Regions from separate parts of the Mus musculus genome. Here region 1 is linked to region 2. Evidence: chromatin loops called from intact Hi-C (ENCODE). Cell type or tissue: heart. All regions are shown on one strand. Links, peaks and the distances in the headings refer to the core of each region. The heading gives the core; the rest is flanking DNA. Region 1 overlaps Upk3b (uroplakin 3B). Region 2 overlaps Ywhag (tyrosine 3-monooxygenase/tryptophan 5-monooxygenase activation protein, gamma polypeptide).

Region 1 (9,993 bases), core at 567-8,566, 140 kb before region 2:
ACCTATGCTCTGCTGAGTGATGAATCACGGTGCAGTCACCTCCCCACAACCCCCAATCCTGGATGTTTTTCCTTTTTCACAAAGAACTTGTTTTTGACTGATGAGCGATGAAGCTATGGGTCAATGGGTGTCATGACATTTCCTTATATAGAGTCCTCCGGGATCCTTTAATAAAACGTTCTTGGCACTTGGGACATAGCTCAGCAGTAAAGCACCTGCCTAGAATCCCCCAGTGAGAGACTGTGGGTGTCGTTCAGTGGTTAGAGCCTCTGCCTAGAATTCTCCCCAGTAAAGGGCTGGGGATGTGGCTCAGTGGTAGAGCATTTGCCTAGCATATATGAGGGCCCAAGTAGAGACCCCAGCAGCACAATAGAGGAATAGTAAGTACATAAATTCCTCCCACTGAGTGTGGTAGTTAATCCTAACACTTGGGAGATAGAGGCAGGAAAATCACAGGACCCTGTCTCAAGAAGAGAACAAAAGTAAATGATCCACACAGCTTTAATCCCAACATTCAAGAGGCAAGGATATTCAGGGATCTCTGAGTTCAAGGCCAGCCTGGTCTACATAGTGAGTTCCAGGCCAGCCAGGGCTACATAGTAAGTAAGACATTGTCCTGCTACGTCCAAAGAAACAAAGTAAAAAACCTCTTTACAACCTGGTTGGTGCTAGAGACTCATCCCAAGGTTTCTAGTGCTCCTGCTGTGTGGAACTCTGGGGCAAAATGTCCCCTCAGGGTTTGATGGGGCCCAGCACAGCATCAGCTAACTGTTCTGGGCAGGACCACTGACACCTCTGTGACACCTCAGCCAGCATAGCCTAGGGCAGGAGATCACCAGTGGGTGGCTTCTGACGATGGCCTCCAGATGACCTGAGGGAGGGATCTAACTTCATGAAACATTAGGAATTTGCCAACACCCATGTGCCACCAGTGCCTAGCATATATTAAATCAACATTCTCATGGCTGACAGGAGCTGCTAGTATTGTGGACAGCCATCTCCAGCTTCTCGTCAGGCATGTCTGGCACGTCAGGCTGTCCTTTGGTATTTAGTTCATTCCTCCATGTAATCCCACAGTGGTGTCAGAGTCCTGGCAGGGCTGGCACAGCAGCGAGCCCGTGACAGTGAACGCCTGTGAGCTGGGCTGTGCTAGCAAGGCAGCTTCTTAAATTTTTATTTTATTTTCAATTTTTTAGACAGGGTGTTTTAGTCAGAGTTTCTATTGCTGCAATGAAACACCATCTCCAAAAAGCAAGTTGGGGAGGAAAGGGTTTATTCAGCTTACACTTCCACATTGCTGTTCATCACCAAAGGAAGTCAGGATAGGAACTCAAGCAGGGCAGGAACCTGGAGGCAGGAGCTGATGCAGAGGCCATGGAGGGAGGGGTGCTGCTTACTGCTCCCTCCTCAGGGGTTGCTCATCCTGCCTTCTTATATAAACACCAGCCCAGGGATGGCCCCACCCACAATGGGCTGGGCCCTCCCATGCCTTACAGCTGGATCTCATGGAAGGCCATGCCTTACAGCTGGATCTCATGGAAGCTTTTTTCCTCAACTGAGGCTCCTTCCTCTCTGATGACTCTTTCTTGTGTCAACTTGACACACAAAACCAGCCAGTACCCAGGGTCTCACTAGGTTGCTTAGGCTGCCCTGAAACTTGCTATGTAGACAAGGATGGTCTCAAGGTCACAGAGATCCTCTCTGCCTCTGCCTCTGCCTCTGCCTCTGCCTCTGCCTCTGCCTCTGCCTCTGCCTCTGCCTCTGCCTCTGCCTCTGCCTCTGCCTCTGCCTCTGCCTCTGCCTCTGCCTCTGCCTCTGCCTCTGCCTCTGCCTCTGCCTCTGCCTCTGCCTCTGCCTCTGCCTCTGCCTCTGCCTCTGCCTCTGCCTCCTGGGCTCAAAGATGTGTGCAATAACACTGGGATCAGTTTTGTTTTGTTTTTTTAAAATATTTTTAAATATTAAAAATTTGTGTGTGTGTGTGTGCGCACGTGTACATTTGTGCATGTGTTTGTGGTTGCCCAAAGATACCATAAACAGCCTGGCTCCCCCGGAGCTGCATTTCAGGTGGTGCTGATGTGGGTGCTGGGAAGCAAGCTTGGGAGCTGCAGATACTCTCTCTCTCTCTCTTTTTTTTTTTTTTGGTTTTTCGAGACAGGGTTTCTCTGTATAGTCTTGGCTGTCCTGGAACTCACTTTGTAGACCAGGCTGGCCTCGAACTCAGAAATCCACCTGTCTCTGCCTCCCAAGTGCTGGGATTAAAGGCGTGCGCCACCACCGCCCGGCTGCTGCAGATACTCTTAACTGCTGAGCCCTTGCTCCAGCATCCCTGCCTTTCAAATCACTATTATTCTGCAGGAGAGAAGGGTACCGAGTGGCCTGCGTGTGTGTGGAGATCGGACGCCAACCATGTGAACTTGTTCTCTCCTTTCAGCTTTACCCAGGTTCCAAGAATCAAACTCAAGGCTTCCTAGCTATGGCGGCAAATGGCTTTACAGTCTGAGCCACCCCGTCCACATTTCCCGGCCAGCCATTTTGCAAGTAGCACGCTGTGCCAATGTACCATGCTGTGCTTTGGAAAGTTTTGTGGATTTTTTGTTTTTGTTTTTTTTTTCGAGACAGGCTTTCTCTGTGTAGCCCTGGCTGTCCTGGAACTCACTTTGTAGACCAGGCTGGCCTCGAACTCAGAAATCTGCCTGCCTCTGCCTCCCAAGTGCTGGGATTAAAGGCGTGCGCCACCACCGCCCGACTAGTTTTGTGGAGTTTAAGGCTCTCTGTTTGCTTGCTCCTTCTCTCTTCCTAGGGAGAAGGGAAAAGCCACAGCAAGATAGCACATGGTTAGCTTTCCGCCTGCCATCTTGAGACTTGAGTCTTGGGCAATGGTGGGGGTAGGGTGGGGTGGGTGGGGTGGCGCGTGCATGTGCGTGTGTATGTGTGTGTGTGTGTGTGTGTGTGTGTGTGTGAGATGTGTGTGGGTGTGCCAGTGAGTGGAAATCAGAGGCTCTCTCCTCCTACCATGTAGGTCCTGGTGACCAAACTCAGTTTGGCAGGCTTTGGCAGCAAGCACCTAGTAGCCTCCTCCCCAGCCATCGTCTGGTCTCTGTGTTGATGTTAGGGGCTAGGGACGTAAATTCCCCCTCCGTTGTTGGTAACACCTTCATGAAACTTGAACAACAACTGACACAAGTCTCTGGACTGGGGAGATGGCTCAGCCGTCAGGAGCACTGACTGCTCTTGCAGAGGGTGCTGGGTCAACTCCCCGTACCGACACAGTGGCTCCCAACTGCCCATAACTCCAGTCCCAGTAGCTCAACCCCCCTCTTCTGACCTCTGCGAGCACCAGGCACAAATTCAGTGCACACACGGACATGCAGGCAAAACACTCATACACATAAAACAAACAAAGCTTAAAATTTTTTTTTTGTTTTAAAGAAGGCTGTGTTATTTTCTATTGGGGTGGGGAGATGTCCCCAGGCACATGCCCTGCATATCTGCCACTCTAGAAGTTGAGAAAGGAACATACAGAGTTCAAGATCTAGTGAGCGAACATATCAAGATCTTGTCTCAGCACGCACACACACACACACACACACACACACACACACACACGACACCCCCCACCCCCACCCGCACCCCCAGAACTCCTTTTTCTGGGAATGTGATGGAACTCTCCCTGGTGTTAGGTGCATGAAGATCTCCATTCTCATTCCTGTGTGCATGTGTTTAATTTTGTGTTTTTGAGGCAGAGCCTCAGACTGTAAATATGACAACAGTCTTTAACTCCCAGTCCTCCAGTTTCCCCATCCATCTCTAAAGTATTGGCCTCAAAATCACAGTAATTTAAAAAAAAAAAAATCACAGCAATTCTCCAGCCTCGGGGCCCCAACTGACATCCCACTGCCTCTCCCACTCCCACCCTAACCCTGACCCCATCCCCTCCACCCCACTCCGCCCATGCGGGCCAAGCCTGCTGTTTTCCATTTTCTTCCCTTTCAGGACTTTGTAGAGATTGCAAAGGCATACTCTCGCCCCCGTGTGGCGGCGGCGGGAATCACCACAGACTGTAAAAGTACCTACAGCAAGCCACGGGGCACCAGGATCACAAAGTCTGGGGATCCTTTCGCAAGTCTAGCTGAACCTTTAGCTCTTTAAAATAAATCTTAAATCATACACTTTAAAATAAAATTTAAAATACACCTGAAAAATAAAGACCTGTTAATTATCTTGCATTTGCAGGTGTCGGGGTGCAGAGGACAAGGGGATGGGGAGGTTTGGGGGGAGCACACGTGCCTTATTTTTGTAGAGGTCAGGGTCAGAGGACAACTTGCCAGAACTGGTTCTCTCCTCCCACGTGAGAACAATTCATGAATTCATGTCAGTCGACTTGATGGCATCTCACAGGCCCTTCATTCATCTTTTAACTCAGCAAATACCAGTGGTCAAGGAAACAAGGACGGGTGCTGGGACAAGTTGTGTGGGTGTGGGGGACCGAGTATCTCTTTCCCAACGCCAAGGCAGGTTAGCCCTCTCCTGGTCCACAGGGCCCTCTGCTCTCATCTGGTCCAATTTCAAAAGTTGCTCCACGCACGTTTCTCTGGCCACTGGAGCATTTGGCTGGGTGCAGCTTCTATCTACACCTCTAGGGGTCACCTGCATGCTGGGGGTTCGGCAAGATGGGGACTAGAACTCAGAGGCAGAGGTTCACCGACTTGATAAAGATCTGCCACTGAGGCCTGTGCCAGGAGGGAGAGTGGCTGTGGCCGCTTGATTCTGAAAAGTGAGCACGTTTCTCTGTTATTCCAAAGCACAAACTGGCGGCAATCAAAGGACCCGTAAGAGGCAGCGCCAGAGCACCACCATATGCTCCTGTCGCAGAGCCAGCCTGAGCAACACTCCTGCCATAGTAACATTTATTAACTTCCAAAAAGCTTGATCAGACAAGCCCCGTGGGACATGGGGTAGGGTGGCTGAACAGTGAGGGCAGGCAAGGGTCGCCGTTAAAGAAAATTTGGTACCTCTGCAGGCTCAGCCTGGATGAGTCGGAAATACATTCTTCCCTGACCCCTGACAGGACAGGAATGCAGATGGAGCAGTAAACTGGAGTGCATGCGCAAGGCCCTGCTGCCACGGGGCTACAACTCGCGGGCGCCCCCGCATGGTGATGGCAGGAACCACTGGCTTTGTCCTGGAGAGCTTTTCCTTTGATCGAGTGTACAGTGGGTCTCAAAGAGCCCACTATGGTAATTGGGAGAGTGACTCCGAGGATAGTTTGAGAGCATGACATCTCCCCAGCAGTAATAGATCCCACATCTGGACAGGTGTCAGTCTGCGATTCAAAGCAAGGTAGAGTCCTCCAAAGTTACAATCAGCTTTCCCCGAGGCCGTGTCTAACACTGTATGTGGTGCAGAATGCCAGATGCACAATAAATGATGCTGAGTGAGCCGAGAAGTGTGCAGAACCATCTCTCTGTGTGCACAGGGGCTGGGCTAGGTAGCCGACTGTCATTAATAGCCATTTACACTCTCTAACCAGTACACTTGGTGAGACCCATCCTCAGAAAGAGCGAGGGGGACGAAAGTGGTATTTGTGTAACTGCACCCCACCCCTGGTTGTTGGGTCAGACGGAAGGTGGCCTGAACCTCATATAACTCATGATGGGCCCAGCCCAACCTACTGACTGCCCAACAAGGCTGCCTACCGGGTTGTGTGTTTTTGTTTTGTTTTGGTTTGTTTCATTTGAGACCTGCTCCTGCCAGATATCCCAGACTAGCCTGAAGTACATGACCCTCCTACTTCAGCCTCCCAAGTGTGGGGATCGTAGCTTGTGTCAACCGTCCTGCTGCGTTCTCTGAAGTCTGGCTAAGGTGAAGATGAACTGGCCACCTCCTCTAGCCTTACATGAAGGAGGTTAAGTTGGCCAAGCTGACCTTGACCACCTGCAAGCATACTTACAGACAGAGCCTAGTGAGGGGCAAAAGCAGAAATAAAACAGCCAGGCAGATAGAAGGGGCTGTGCAGATGCAAGACCCCCACCCCCACCCCACAGGACCTGCACATCTGCTCTCTGCCCCTCACCCCAGGCCCAAGCTACAGAGACCAGGCTACGGGCTGAGACTGGGAAGGGGGTCCAGGCCAGGCTCGCAGCCCACCGGCAGTGTGGCAGCTTCGCTGGGGGGGATATGGTGAGTCATGTAACGTTTTCCCATGAAGGAGCCAATCCGCAGCTGCTCAGGAGCTTCCTCGGGCCACCACAGGCTGGAGCTGCAGGGGAGAGAAGAAAGGGGGGGGACGACGTTACATCCCTAACCAGAGGCCATCACATTCTAGCTGTGTCCCTTCCCCAGAATCTTTACCCGTCAGCCTATCCCCTCATCTCCTCACCTGTCCTCTTTTTTATTTGTTACATGAAATATGTAGTGCATAGGTATATGGGGGTGCGCGCACGCGTGCACACACACACACACACACACACACATGCATATGCCTGTGTGGAAGTTGGGTTGGGTTGGGTGTCTTCCTCTATCACTATACCTTACCTCTAAGAAAAAAATTCTGTTGGGGGGCGGGAAGCGGGGTGCACATGCCACGGGGTGCATATGGAGGACATAGGACAATTGGCATGAGACAGTTCTCTCTGCCATGTGGGTCCCACAGATCAAACTCAAGTCATCAGGCTTGGTAGCAAGAGGCTTTACCCACTGAGCCATCCTGCCAACATTATCTTACCTTTTTGAGCCAGGGTCTTTGACTATAACCTTTAATGACTGGCTGGCCACAGATTCTAGGGATCCTCCTGCCACTCCCCATGAGTTAGGTTACAGACTCGCTCGACCACATCTGGATTTTACGTGAGTGCTGGAGGTTCAAATTTGGGTCCTTGTCTGTGCAGGGAGCACTTCGCTCACTAAAGTGTCTCCCCAGTCCCCCTTCCCTCTGTTTTGGAGCCAGCTAGAGAGGCACCTCGTCCAGGTATACCGGGATAACCTACCCTAACGGCAGTTACCAAGACACTCCAGGGGCTCATGGAAAAAAGACAAAGCCCAGGGGAAAAACTCTGCCCCTGACTCCAGAGGAACTGCCACCCAGGTGACAGACACAGAGTGGAAGGGAGTCAGGAGAGGCTTTCTGGATCTAGGGATCCGGGCAGGGGAGAGGCGCCTGAGGGGTGTCGCCATCACTTACAAACGCGTAGTGGAAGCTGCCAGGAAAGCCAGGAGCAAGAGGCCGGCCAGGGCAGAGAGGATGGAAGTTATGACGATCATACAGCCGCTCCGTCGGCCAGGCCATGTGTCAATGGAGTTGGGATTCTTTCCTGCACACACAGGAACCATTCAGAGGCTGCTGACCTTCCCCACTCAAGCTCAGCGCTCAAGACTTGGCTGCCCCACGGCCCCAGAGAGCCTGCTGAGCCAATCTATCTTGGCCATTCCCCCCCCCCCCCAGCCTGAATCAGCCATTGCTGGTTCTTCTACACTAGACTCACCTTCTAGAACATTCCCTCCAGTTCCCTACCACAGGCAGATCTCAGGATTCACCTCATCACCTGGTCTTACTCCCTACAGCCTGGAATTGAAGGCCTTCAGATGACAGTCACCTGTCGCCTTACCCAACTGCCTTGGTAGCCCGATTCTGAAGGAAGTGCCACCCCCAACATGGCCTTTAGGTGGAGAAGGATGCTTGGGTCTTTCTCCCTGCACACAGTAGAGAGAACCTGGGGCAGAATGGGGCTGGACACCCAAGCAAGAGTGGATAGCTGTCAAGATGGAACTTGTCGGGCACACCTGTAATCTGTTACTTGAGAGGATGAGGCAGGGAATCCCAAGTTACAGGCCATCCTGGGCTACAGAGATTCAAAGTCAGCTTGGTCAATTTAGACCCTATCTCAATAAGTAAAGTAAAAAAGAGGCCTGGGAGCTGGGCGTGGTGGCGCACGCCTTTAATCCCAGCACTCGGGAGGCAGAGGCAGGCGGATTTCTGAGTTCGAGGCCAGCCTGGTCTACCAAGTGAGTTCCAGGACAGCCAGGGCTATACAGAGAAACCCTGTCTCGAAAAAAAAAAAAAAAAAAAAAAAGAGGCCTGGGATTGTACTTCTGTGTAGAGCCCCTGCCTAGAATCCCCCAGGGAGGGGCTGGGGGCATGGCTTAGTGGTAGAGCCCCTGCCTAGAATCCCCCAGGGAGGGGGTAGGGCCATGGATTGGTGTAGTACAGTACTTCCCTGGTTGCATAAGCTTCAACGCTTAGTACTAAGGGAAAAAGGTTTGGTTCTATTGTGATGTAGCTGACCCAAGTCCCACCCTTCAGCAAGAGTTTCGGGCGTGAGTTTCGTCAGTCTTAGATCCCTCACCCCAGTCTACCTTGGTGGAGATAAATGGGGTTGGACCACTTCGTCTCAGCCTTGGGTGGGCCGGCGGCATCCATTACAAGGAACTTCACACTGAAGAGACAGGAAAGCAATGGGGTCAAGAGTAAGACTCGGATGTCTTAAGTGAACATGGCAGCACAGGCCTGATATCCTAGGTACTCTGTAAGCTGTGGGAAGAGAACCACAAGTTCAGTGGCTGCCTGGCAACTTTGAGAGACCTTGTCTCAAAATAAAAGGTAAAACAAAGTGTTGAGGATATAGCTCAGTGGTAGAGCCCCTGCCTAGAATCCTCCAGGGAGGGGCTGGGGTGTGGCTCAGTGCTAGAGCCCCGCCTAGAATCCCCAAGGGAGGGGCTGGGGGGCGTGGCTCAAACTCTTGAGCTCAATACCAGCACAACAAAATAGAAGTTTAGGTCTATGGAGTTTGTGGGGCCAACCATTCTGAGAAGAGGGTAGGTTTCAAATTAGGAGCCCTGGCAAAGGCATGTGGGTGGAGTTAAGGGTGTGGTCAGGGCCTGTTGGGAGCCCCTAGGGCCTGGAGAGCAGGGAGGGAATACTTGGCACTATGCTATTCTCTCTCAGGGGTGGGAGCTCTAGGAAGAGAACAGAGTGGGCCCAACAGACAGATGGAGGGAAGCCAGCACTAGTGGCTGATGGGAAAGGGGGCAGGGCAGAATGGCTGTGAGGAAGACGTTATTGCCAGCCTGGATAAAGGAATCAGAGGGAGACATCACCCCGAAGTCTAGGCTCCCCACTACGGAGTCTCTCTGAGGGCACCTGGGCTCTTCATCTGGTGATGAACACTGAAGAGAACCTTGTTTGAATCCTAGCACAGCAGGCCTTGTTTCTTCATCTCTGCTATGGGTTGGGAATTCTGTCAGATCCTCTTGAGACCAGTAACTGGTTTCACGCAGAAATCCACATTCCCCTCTTAGAACACATCTGGGTTTTGTTGTTGTTTGTTTGTTATTTGTTTTGTTTTTTTTGGGGGTATCTTTTGGTTTTTTGAAATAACTGTCTCATATAGCCCAGGCTAGCCTTGAATTCAATTTGTGGCTGTGAATAACATACTCCTGCGTTTCCTGCCGTTTCACCTCTTGAGTGCTGGGATGGAACGGAGGGCTTCATACACAGAGACTAAACGCCTACCAACGGAGCTACATCCCCAGCCAGCTGCCGATCTTTTGTTTTAAGGTCTTAAGTAGTAGCTTATCTCAAATTCATTATGTACCTGCACCTGGCCTTGAACTCATGAACCTCCTTCCTCTGTCTCCAGTGCTGAGATCACATGAGTATGTCACTGCGATCAGCAAATTGAAAGATCTTTTGGGGGAAAGTTTTCAGTCAGCAATAATAATAAGTTTTCAGTCAGCGATTCAATAATCGCCTCATTGGCTATGACACCACTGCACAGAGCTGTCCGGTCTTTTTGAAACCTCACTATGCAAAGAAAGGAAACTGTGGCTAACAAAGGGGTGGAGCTATAGCTGGCCCTCATTCAGAAGAAGGGGGCAGGGTCTGAATCTTAGTCCAAGAAGTCCCACCTCCTTCCCTGAAGACACCCAATCCCAGGGCAGGGGCTCCTGACAACCCACCTGTAAGGGCCCTGGCTGGGGAGGGGGGCGTTGCAATAG
Region 2 (9,993 bases), core at 1,174-9,173:
AGCGGGTGGGGGATTATCATCCGGTGCCAGCAGCTGAGCCTACAGGGAACCCACTAGGAAGAGGCAGTTCACTTGAGGCAGCCTGGTCCCTAAGCCAGTTGTCCCTGCCTCCCTCCAGCCCCGGCACTCCTTTCCCAAGTGCTTAGTGGAGGGTAGCCGAGGTTCGGCAGGAGGCCATGCTCACCCTGTTTGACCTAAGCTTTCCTGGTTTCCCCTTTTTGAATGAAATCGTAGTTGTTGAGATTGGCTTCTCTCTCATGAGGTCGCTGCACATGTGACATTGAAGGAAGCTCTGCTGCTATGTCCTACATGGTCCGTCTCAGCCCTAGGTCCCTCATTCTCACTGTGGATAGCCCTTTCCATAAACACGCCCGGTTGCATGCAGAGTGTGCAGTTTATGTCTTCTGGAGAACTCATGGTCTCGTGGGTTCCCAAGACGGGCAGCGCCCCAAACTTGCTTAACTTGTCTTCAGAGGCCCAGCAGCCACTTTGTCGCCCACTTGAGCTGGTGCCGTGGCTGCGGAAGGATGACGCCCCTCTGCACAGTCCCAGCATGCCCTTTCTCGGAGCCCCTCCCCATGCTAGTGTGCCAGCACCCCCTAACCGAGACCGCGCAAGGCCGCAGCAGAGGAAGCTTGGCCACCAGAGTGGACAGAGGGGCCGGAGAGGCTTCGCCCGGGGGTTTGTCTCCTTGTCCGCAGTGAGCGTGTCTGTGTCCCGCTTGTACTGTTTGGAAATGACCTACTGGAATTGCAAAACCTAGTTTCTCTTTACATTTCAGCCTTGACCTTTGCTGTGTTCTAGAACAGTCATGTGAGGGTAGAACTGAAGAGGGAGAGCGGGAGACCTGCCGTGAGCTTGGTTCCTTCTCCTTCCTTTACTGTTGAGAAGTGTGCCTGCCTCTGATGCTGTCCCCAGTGCCGCGCGGCTGCTCCTCCATCCTATTGATACAGTATTGTGCATGCTGGTGTTGTATTTCTATACGGTAGCTTGACATTTATTACCTTACACTGTAGGTGTTATGTATCCTATGACAAAAAAACTTAAGACTTCAATTTTTTTTTTAAACTTCTTTTTTTTAATTTAATTTTTTCCTTTCAGGGGTAAAGTTTGCTTTACCAAATAGTGATTGTAACAGATTGATCTGTTTTGGATGTTGCTATAGTGACATGCAGTTCTATATTTTGTTTTTCAGGGGGGAGGGGACAAAAGAAACACCAGTGTTAGCTTACTCTTAATAATGTCTGGTGTTTGTCATGGTGAAACTATAACTATCGCAGTGCAGGAGAACGCGCGGACGTTCTCAGAACGCGCCTCTGTGCTTTCTTGTCATGTTATGCAGTGAAAATATTTTTAAGGTCTAATCAAGTGATTTTTTCCCCCCCAACTCCGTGTTTCGCTAAGGAATTATTTCGCACACGGACCATTCTTAGCAGTTTCCTCAGTGATGGAATATTCATGAATGTGAGTCATTATGTAGCCGTCGTACATTGAGCAAAATAAACTTACAGATCTGATGTCGGCGGTGCCCAGCTTCATTTAATAGCGTTTAACTGCTGTGTTTTTGACAATGTGATTGGCGGTGGGCGTCCTCCACCTCCACTGGGGAGTGAGGCTGGCGGGGGTTGGGGCTCAGAGGCTCAGCTCTGGTCTAGCAGGTGGGAGGGTTAGATTTGACTTCCTGGCACAGTTTGTAGGGGCTGGGGGGTGGGAGTGGAGATGGAGCAAGTTGGTTTGGTGGTTTTACATCTGTGATCCCAGTACTTGATACTCTGAGGCAGGAGGATCACAAATTCAGGGCCAGCTTACATTTATTATACAGTGAGACAACTGACTGAGGTGCTTCGCAGTCATGTCACATCCCCAGGGCTTGTGCTGGGTCCGCTAATGTGTCATTTAGGAGGGATTGATATGACTGAAGAGTGGAGCTTGGTAGGCTCACTGTCACCCAGGCAGAGTAAGCTGAAAGATCAGCTTGCCACCGGAGAGCTGGAGTATGTATAGGCTTGCACCTCTGAGTTCAAGACCAGCCTGGTCTACAAGAGCAAATTCCAGGAGAGCCAGGGTTGCCCAGAGAAACCCTGTGTTGTAGGAGTGGGGGGAGAATGTAGTAATAACCAAGAGGCACATAGCAGCACCCTGGATGCTAAAGTAAGGTCTTGAGTTCAAAGCCAGGCTGGGTGACCAACATAGGAAGAGCCTGTCTTTAAAAAGGGGGGAGTAAAAGCAATACAGAAAGGGTGGTGGCAGGAGTTGGGAGTGGTGCTAGTGGAGTGACCTACCCACGTACTTGGGACCCTCCCTATCTGAGTACTGCTCCTTCCAAGAACTCTGGAGGTGGGAGCACGGCAGGCTCTTTCTGCCCGGGACATATGCTCCTGTTACTGCTCTCTCCTCACTCTATTTATGCGTGATTACCACATGTGTTGGCCTTGACACTGGTCAGCTGAACCTGCTGTTGACTCACAGGGTGATCGGGTGGCCAAGAACGGCAGTCTGGGCCTCAGTCAAGCTTGGGGGAACGGCCTCCGCCGAAAACTAACCCCGCTAACAGCAGTCTCTATTTCTGGGAGTTGACATTCAATAACCAGATGAATCTGAATTCAGCCGAGGTCTGACAGACAACTTGCCTGGTGGGCCTGCCGCTGTCGTTTTCCTAGCTCTGCCATGGCAGCCTACAGTTAGATCTGAAGAGCCACAAATTTGGCCTCTTGTGATCAACTGGGTATCTATGGGCAGGGAAAAGCCAACTGGGCTTAGGACAGCAGTTCTAAGCTTTCCTTATGCTGTGACCCTTTCATTTCCTCATGCTGTGACATAAACACTATTTTCATTGGCACTTCATAACTGGCTTTGCTATGGTTATGCAACCTGAAGGGGTCCTGACCACAGATTGAAAAACGCTGAGTTAGAGAGGCCCTGACTCGACAACAAAACCAAACAGCTGGGTGTGAGTGTGCACTGACTTTAATCTCAAGTAAAGACAGGCAGATTTCTGCGTTTGTATGTGAGAGGGTTATGTAGCCCAGGCTGGCCTCAAACTCTTAAATTCTTCTGCCTCCGCCTCCCAATTCTTGAGATTAAAGGTGGTCACTGCACCCAGGCTAATAGCTAAAGATTTTGCCTGGCCTCCACCCTGGTCCACCTAGCAGAGCCCATTGCCTACATTGTCAAGGCCCAAACTACAGGTCTGGATATTGCCAGCACCCAGCAAAAAAAGCACCGGGCTTCTTCCCTTGGACCTGTAGATAGGATGGTTGACTTCTGCTTGCTTCACCAGGTGAGGTAGGTCTGCTGGTCTGTAGTTGTCCTACCTCCAAAAACAAGATGGGGAACAGTGTAGCTGTCCGTGCTCACAAGGGACCTCTGAGCAGGCAACCCTGAGACATTGTGAGTCTGCATCAAGGGAGTCTCACCACTTCCGTTCTTTCCCACCATAATGGATATGACTGGGTCCCCTTAGACTTTTTTCTTTTTTTTTTTTTTTTTAAGATTTATTTATTATATGTAAGTACACTGTAGCTGTCTTCAGAAACCCTAGAAGAGGGACATCAGATCTCATTACAGATGGTTGTGAGCCACCATATGGTTGCTGGAATTTGAACTCTGGACCTTCAGAAGAGCAGTCTGTGCTCTTAACCACTGAGCCGTCTCTCCAGCCCTAGACATTTCTTTAATCTCACATAGAGCTGGGTTTGCACAAGGGGATCGCGATGGTTGCTGAGTTTTCTTAGGTGTGGGTTGGTTTGGCAGGTCTCAGGACAGGATCTAGTGCTCCTAAGAACCACTCTACCAGCTGGGCAGTGGCACACCATAAGCCCAGCACTTGAGGCAGAGATGGGTGTGGCTCTGAGTTCCCGGGAGGGGGTGTGTCACTCTACTGCTGAGCTTCTTGCCCCCTCCTCAGCCAATCACTAGAGAATGTTTGACGGGTGCTGTGTGGTATGTATGAGTAGCCCTTGCTTGCTGGGGGATCCCCCTCCCCCAAGCTGTGCCTTGGTTGTTAGTGCTTTAGTTAGTGTGGGAACTTTGGATTCCACAGGAGCAATAGTGCTTTCCAAAAGTACTTTCCCCATATCAGTTAGAAGGGGTTTTGCCAGCCAGCCAGGCAGTGGTGGCAAAGATTGCCTTTAATCCCAGCACTCTTAAATTTGAGGCCAGCCTGGGTCTACAGGATGAGTTCCAGAACAGCCAGGGCTACACACAGAAACCCTGCCTCAAAAAGGGTGGGTGTGGGAGAGAGAGAGAGAGAGAGAGAGAGAGAGAGAGAGAGAGAGAGTGTGTGTGTGTGTGTGTGTGTGTGTAAGGAGTGTTCCCTAGAGTTGAAGATTCTTCTTGCAAAAGAACTGCTGGGAATACTGCTGTCCCTCCACAGTGCTGACTTCTCAGTCTGCGTGAAGTAAGGGAGGGGGGCAGAAGGGTGGAAACCTGGCCCCTCGGTCAGGAAACGAGAGTTGGGCAACTATCGGCTGGGTAAGCCCAGCCTGTTCTGAGTCAGTCTTTGAATTTTAATCATTCTAACTGTTGTCCAGAGCCCCACCATGATATACCCTATTGTGGGGGCAGAAGCTAGAGGTGCCATATCATTGGTATATGTGGTGCATTGACTTAAAAAACAAAACAAAAAACGCAAGGTTTTATTTCTAGTCTGGAAGTCAGAATGCCTTTCCCTTCCAAGTGCTGGGAATAAGGGCATTGGACAGAGACTAAGCCGTGGTCACGGACTGGATCCCCCTCTTAGACGTTTCAAGACAAAATGAAGCTGGGTAAGGATAACAGGCCCTGGGAGGGAGCTCAATCAAATTGGTAAAGTGTTTGCTTATCATACATGAAATCGAGCCAGGTGTGGTGGTGCACACCTTTAGTTTCAACATTTGGGAAGCAGAAGCAGGTAGATCTGTGAGTTCAAGGCCAGCCTGGTCTACAGAGCGAGTTCCAGGACAGGGCTACACAGAGAAACCCTGTCACAAAACAAACAAACAAAAAAAAACAACAAAAACAACCCACAAACTCCATGCACATCAAGACCACCAGGGTGCATGTGGGGGCACACCTGCTGAAGTGGGGTACACCTGATATTCCTAGCACTCTCAGAGGCTGGAGGCTGAGTTCTAGATTGAGAGCTGGAGCCGAGGCTAGGTTGGGAAGAGTGTGCCGTGCTTTTACCAGGACCCAGCACCCTGGCAAGCCAGGCGACCTGTGCTCCAAAGGACCGTCAACAACTGATGCTTGCTGCCTTCCAGCCTACCTGAGGAAATTCACATCCCAGGTTCAGGAAAAGAGCCTGGCTCCGGAAGAGGCAGTAAGCAGTAGAGGATACCCCAACACCCTCTTCAGGCCTCTGCATATGCCTGTGTACACAACACACCCACACAAAATCTTTTTTAAAGTTGCAAGGTAATGTTCAAGACTAGCTTGGATTGCATGAAACCAGTCTCAGAAAGAAAGGAAAGCAAAGTTAAAAGCGGGGGAGGATGCTGAGAAGATGAGGTGCAAAACGAAGACACATTTCTGGGGTTCAAGGCCTACTTCCATACATTTCAGACTAGCTTGGGCTGCATATGACCGGGTCTCAAAGTTTTGTCAGGCCCTGTGAGTATAGAACTCCAAAGACGGCTAGGAGCAATGTTGTGAGTTTGAAGCCAGAGTCATACAGTTAGACCTTGTCTAAAAGAAACAAAAAAGGAAAGAAAGAAAAAAGGCCAAGGAAGGTAGAGCGTTAATACAAGATCCTGGAGTTGGGGTAACTGGGATTGGGATTCAGGAATCTTCCCTTCTGGGATCTATTTTCCCCAAACCCTCAATGACTCCAGCACCGACGTCCTCTGCCTCCCCCTGGTGGGTACTGCCGGTTCTGCAGCTGTCCCCGTTAGTGCGGGTATTTGCTTCCAGCCTTGAGCCCAGACCCTGATGACAGTAGCGACCTCGAGGCCAGCCCATCTGAGATCTCCATTCCCGAGTTTCTGCATGTTCCCCTTCCCAAACACCTGGGCTTGAAACGAAGGATTGTGCTGCCTGCGTGTGCCCATAAGAGCCAGGCATCTAAGAGTGACCACTCTCCTACCTCTGGCCATTGCGGACTGCCCAGGTACCCGGCTGTAAGCTAGGCAGGGCTGCGGCTCAGCCCCGCCCCACCCAGCACGGAGATTGCCTTCTAGCCCGAGCGTGGCAAGAGCCAATCACAAGCCAGCATCTCGCCTCCGTGCCAATGGCCGGCCTGTTGCTGGGTCTCGCATCCCTCCTTTGGAATTCGCCTGCCGAGCCCGCCGCAGTGCTAATGCGGAGCTTATCATGGCTTCCGGGTCCTCTTCACTCCGCTTTGTCTCCTCCTTTGTAGTCCTTACCGAATAATCTGCTTTGGCCTTTTAGGGCGTAAAAACCTCCTTTAGAGGGTGGTGCATCAAGCTCCAGGTGGTCCTCGCCCTCAGGGTTGCTATAGAAACAGTGACCCACTCTCTGACCTCTAAGCTTGCTGCAGTCCCTAATCTCCATATTATCTTCCCGAACCGATCCCAAGAAATCTATCTACATTTCTCCTGTGTCCTTAACTGGGGAACCGGGGCTCAGCATCTTTGTGCTCCAGTCCACATACTCTGGGAGAGCCCAAAGGTGAATGACCAATATGCCAAGTTTCATCCCCTCACACGCTGGCCCTTTGGTAGTGGGCTATGATAGGCTATGATAGTCCGGGGGACCTAGAAGCCAGTTTCTTCTCTCTGTAGTATTCAAGGCCCCAGCCAGCTCTGGTCAGATATTTACGATTTCAAATTAATGGTGGCCAATTAGGAATCAGCTTGCAACAAGGTCAGAAGAAGAAAAGAGTGTCGGCTCCTCCCTTGTCATTTTCTAACCATGAATTAGGGAGATGAGGCTAGGTGTGGAGGTGCACGCCATTTATCCCAGCACTCAGAAGGCAGTGGCAGTCTTATGACAGTGAGTTCGAGGACAGCATGGTCTGCATACCAAATTCCAGGACAGCCAGATAGACAGCTACATAGTAGTAGTAGGAGGATTGGAGGAATTGTGTGTGTTTACATGTGTGAGTGAGTTCTCTCCTTCCACCATGTGGACCTCAGATATTAAATTCAGGTCTCTCAACAGACTTGGCACGGGCTCCTTTCTCCACGATGCCATCTCATTGGCTCAAAGATCAGTTTTCTGTCATTCAGCCATGCCTCATCTTGTATGAGGGAAGAAAAATCAGGGTTTGAATTCACATTTCACTGTGTCCTAAGTATGCAGGGCATACCATTTAGCCTACCTACCTCACAAAGAGTGTCGGTGGAGGGCTACACAGAGAAATCTCAAAAAATCAAACCAACCAAACACACACACACACACACACACACACACACACACAGAGAGAGAGAGAGAGAGAGAGAGAGAGAGAGAGAGAGAGAGAGAGAGCAAACTATAACTCATGGCTCAGGTTTGTAATTCCCGGATACAGGGGTGAGATTGGTATATGGAGGTGCTGAGACAGGAGGATGGCAAGTTTAAGTCAATGAACTCCTGTCTCAAAATAAATTGGGTAGGGAAAGGGGAGATTAAATTACCTCAGTAAAAAGTAGACCTCTTGCTTAGAATCCCCCAGTGAGGGGCTGGGGGCATGGCTTAGTTGTAGAGCCCCTGCCTAGAATCCCCCCAGGGAGGGGCTGGGGGCGTGGCTCAGTGGTAGAGCCCCTGCCTAGAATCCCCCAGGGAGGAACTGGGGTGCAGTTTTGTGGTAGCAAGCTTACCTTTCATGACTAAGGCTAACGACATAGAACCAAACAATTACTTGATACTCACTGGCTTCCTGCTGCTGCTCTAAGGAATTGGCTCAGTTGCAGCACACACACAGGGCTCAAAGCCCTGGGTTCAATCTCCAGCACCACAAAAAATGATACAGGAAGCTGAGTGTGGCAGAGTATGGTTATGTATATTTCTAATTCCAGCATTTGGGAAGCTCCGACAGGAGGATCAGAAGTTCAAGGCCAGCCTAAGTCAGAAATGGACACTTCAGTTGCCTAGCAACCAGACAGCCTTTGGTTCCATCCCTCTCACCACAGAAATCTAGTGTGACACATGTCTGTGATATTGAAGGCAGGAAGATCAGGAGTACAAGATCATTCTCAGCTACACAGCAAGGTCAACACTGCACTGTATGAGACCTTGTTTTTTAAAAGGGCGGCAGCTGAGTATGGTGGTGCATGCCTTTAATCCCAGCACTTGGGAGGCAGAAGAGGTGGATCTCTGAGTTCGAGGCCAGCCTGATCTACAGAGTGAGTTCCAGGACAGCCAGTAGTATAGAGAGACCCTGTCTCAAACAAACAAGCAGGGAGGGGCTGATGGTTCACTAGTTAGGAGCTTGTCCCAGCACCTACCTCTTGAGGCTCGCAACTACCTGTATCTTCAGCGCCCCCTTCTGGCCTCTGCAGGCACCTGCATGCATGTACACATACCTACACACAATTAAAAAAAATTTTTTTTAAAGGGAGCTAGATAGTGGTGTTTCATGCTTTTAATTCTAGAACGTGGGAATCAGAGGTTATACAGAGAAACCCCATCTCAACACCACACCCCCAAAAGAACCTGAACAACAAAAAATTTAAAAAATTTTAAAAAAGCAAGGGTTTATCCCGGGTACACGTCAATATTGCTAGTCATCACTGGAGGAAATCAGGAACCTGGAGGCAGGAGCTGGTGCAGAGGCCATGGAGGGGTGCTGCTTACTGGCTTTCTCAGCCTGCTTTTTTATAGGACCCAGGACCACCAGCCCAGGGATGGCCCCACACACAATGGGCTGGGCCTTTCCCCATCAATCATTAATTAAAAAAATGCCTTACAGCCAAATCTGATGGAGATCTCTAAATTTAAGCCAGTCTGGTCTACAGAATGAGTTCCAAGGCAGCCAAGATTACACAGAGAAACCCTTTCTGAAAAAAAAAAAAGTAAAATGAATAAATAAAAAATTAAAGTATACACAAAAAGTGGCAGTTTGCATGGCCTGCTCACAAGTACCTGAATGCGCCTCTGCTGCCTCTTAGTGGCCTAGGGTTGCTAGTGGATAAGTGACAGCTAGCAGGTGTTGGCTGTGCGGAGAGTTAAGACACAATCGGGAACAATTCCTATCTGAAAGGTGCATAGGGAAAGCCAAAGGTCTAATATGGCTGCTAGTAACAGAATGGGCTAGCAGTCAACAGGCCCAAGCACTGGTCAGTCCCACAGTAGGGACATTTCAGTGGCTTTGAGGACCCTTGGAAACAGGCTAGAAGCAGAGAAGATAAGCCCAGAGCACACTCAGAGATCTCTCTCTTTTTCCTTCTCCTTCCCTTCTTCTCACTCTCCCTCTCTCTTTCTCTTCCCTCACCCCTACCCGTTCCTTCTTGCTCCCATGTGGGTGACTGTCTGTATGTGGAGGACAGTGTTAGCATCCAGAAAAGGCACTGTCTGCCTCCCTTGAAACAGGCTCTCTCATTGGTCTCTAAGTAAGCTGGGCTGGCTACCAGTGGGCTTCTGGAATCTGTTATTTCTACCTCACTGGTGTGGGGGTTACAAGCATGCTCCACCACATCCAGAAGTTTTACTCGGTTAAAAGCCCCCAGAAAGGATTGAACTCAGGTCCCCAGACTTGCTAAGGCAAACACTTTATCAACTGGGCTATCTCTCAGACCCTAGACCTGGGCCTCTTACCTGATGTCTTCTCTAGTCTGATAGAGTTAGAAGTTGGTCAGCGAACCCCTGGTTAAGGTAGGGTGTCTGGGAGAGTGCTCAGGGGACTTCTCATAGGTGGGTGCTGGGGATATGGGCTTCATTCAGGGGCAGTCTCAAAGCTTGGGAAAAGTGGGCTGCCTGCCTGAGTGTGCCTTGTTCAGCCCTGAAGCGTTCTGAGGATCAAAGACTTGGCATCTGGCCAGGCAGTGGTGGCGCATGCCTTTAATCCCAGCACTTGGGAGGCAGACACAGGAGAATTTCTGAGTTCGAGGCTAGCCTGGTAGTGAGTTCCAGGAC

The links. Peaks named below come from ENCODE experiments on the same cell type or tissue, not always from the same donor. Only the 100,000 strongest peaks of a DNase experiment are listed, where the experiment ranks them.
Region 1: a loop joins it to region 2, with 2.7 times the contacts of the local background. A loop is called at or near these places in 9 of 42 quality-filtered maps.

Annotation. Positions count from the first base shown.
Region 1 is chr5:136,040,201-136,050,193 of GRCm38, reverse strand. It overlaps Upk3b (uroplakin 3B), which reads right to left. Exons shown (of 6, transcript NM_175309.4): 3 at 9,955-9,993; 4 at 8,353-8,432; 5 at 7,181-7,310; 6 at 5,201-6,259. The coding sequence ends at 6,100. Among named protein-coding and RNA genes, the nearest start is that of Upk3b, 6.7 kb to the right of the region's middle. In heart, for the core only: CTCF peaks have their summits at 3,853, 4,054, 4,644 and 5,149; a DNase peak (open chromatin) is centred at 4,013; H3K27ac peaks cover 253 bases.
Region 2 is chr5:135,899,933-135,909,925 of GRCm38, reverse strand. Ywhag (tyrosine 3-monooxygenase/tryptophan 5-monooxygenase activation protein, gamma polypeptide) reads left to right here. Exons shown (of 2, transcript NM_018871.3): 2 at 1-1,547. Among named protein-coding and RNA genes, the nearest start is that of Hspb1, 17 kb to the right of the region's middle. In heart, for the core only: CTCF peaks have their summits at 5,846 (motif pointing left), 8,409 (motif pointing left) and 9,026; DNase peaks (open chromatin) are centred at 2,445, 3,875 and 6,175; H3K4me3 peaks cover 1,167 bases; H3K27ac peaks cover 2,226 bases.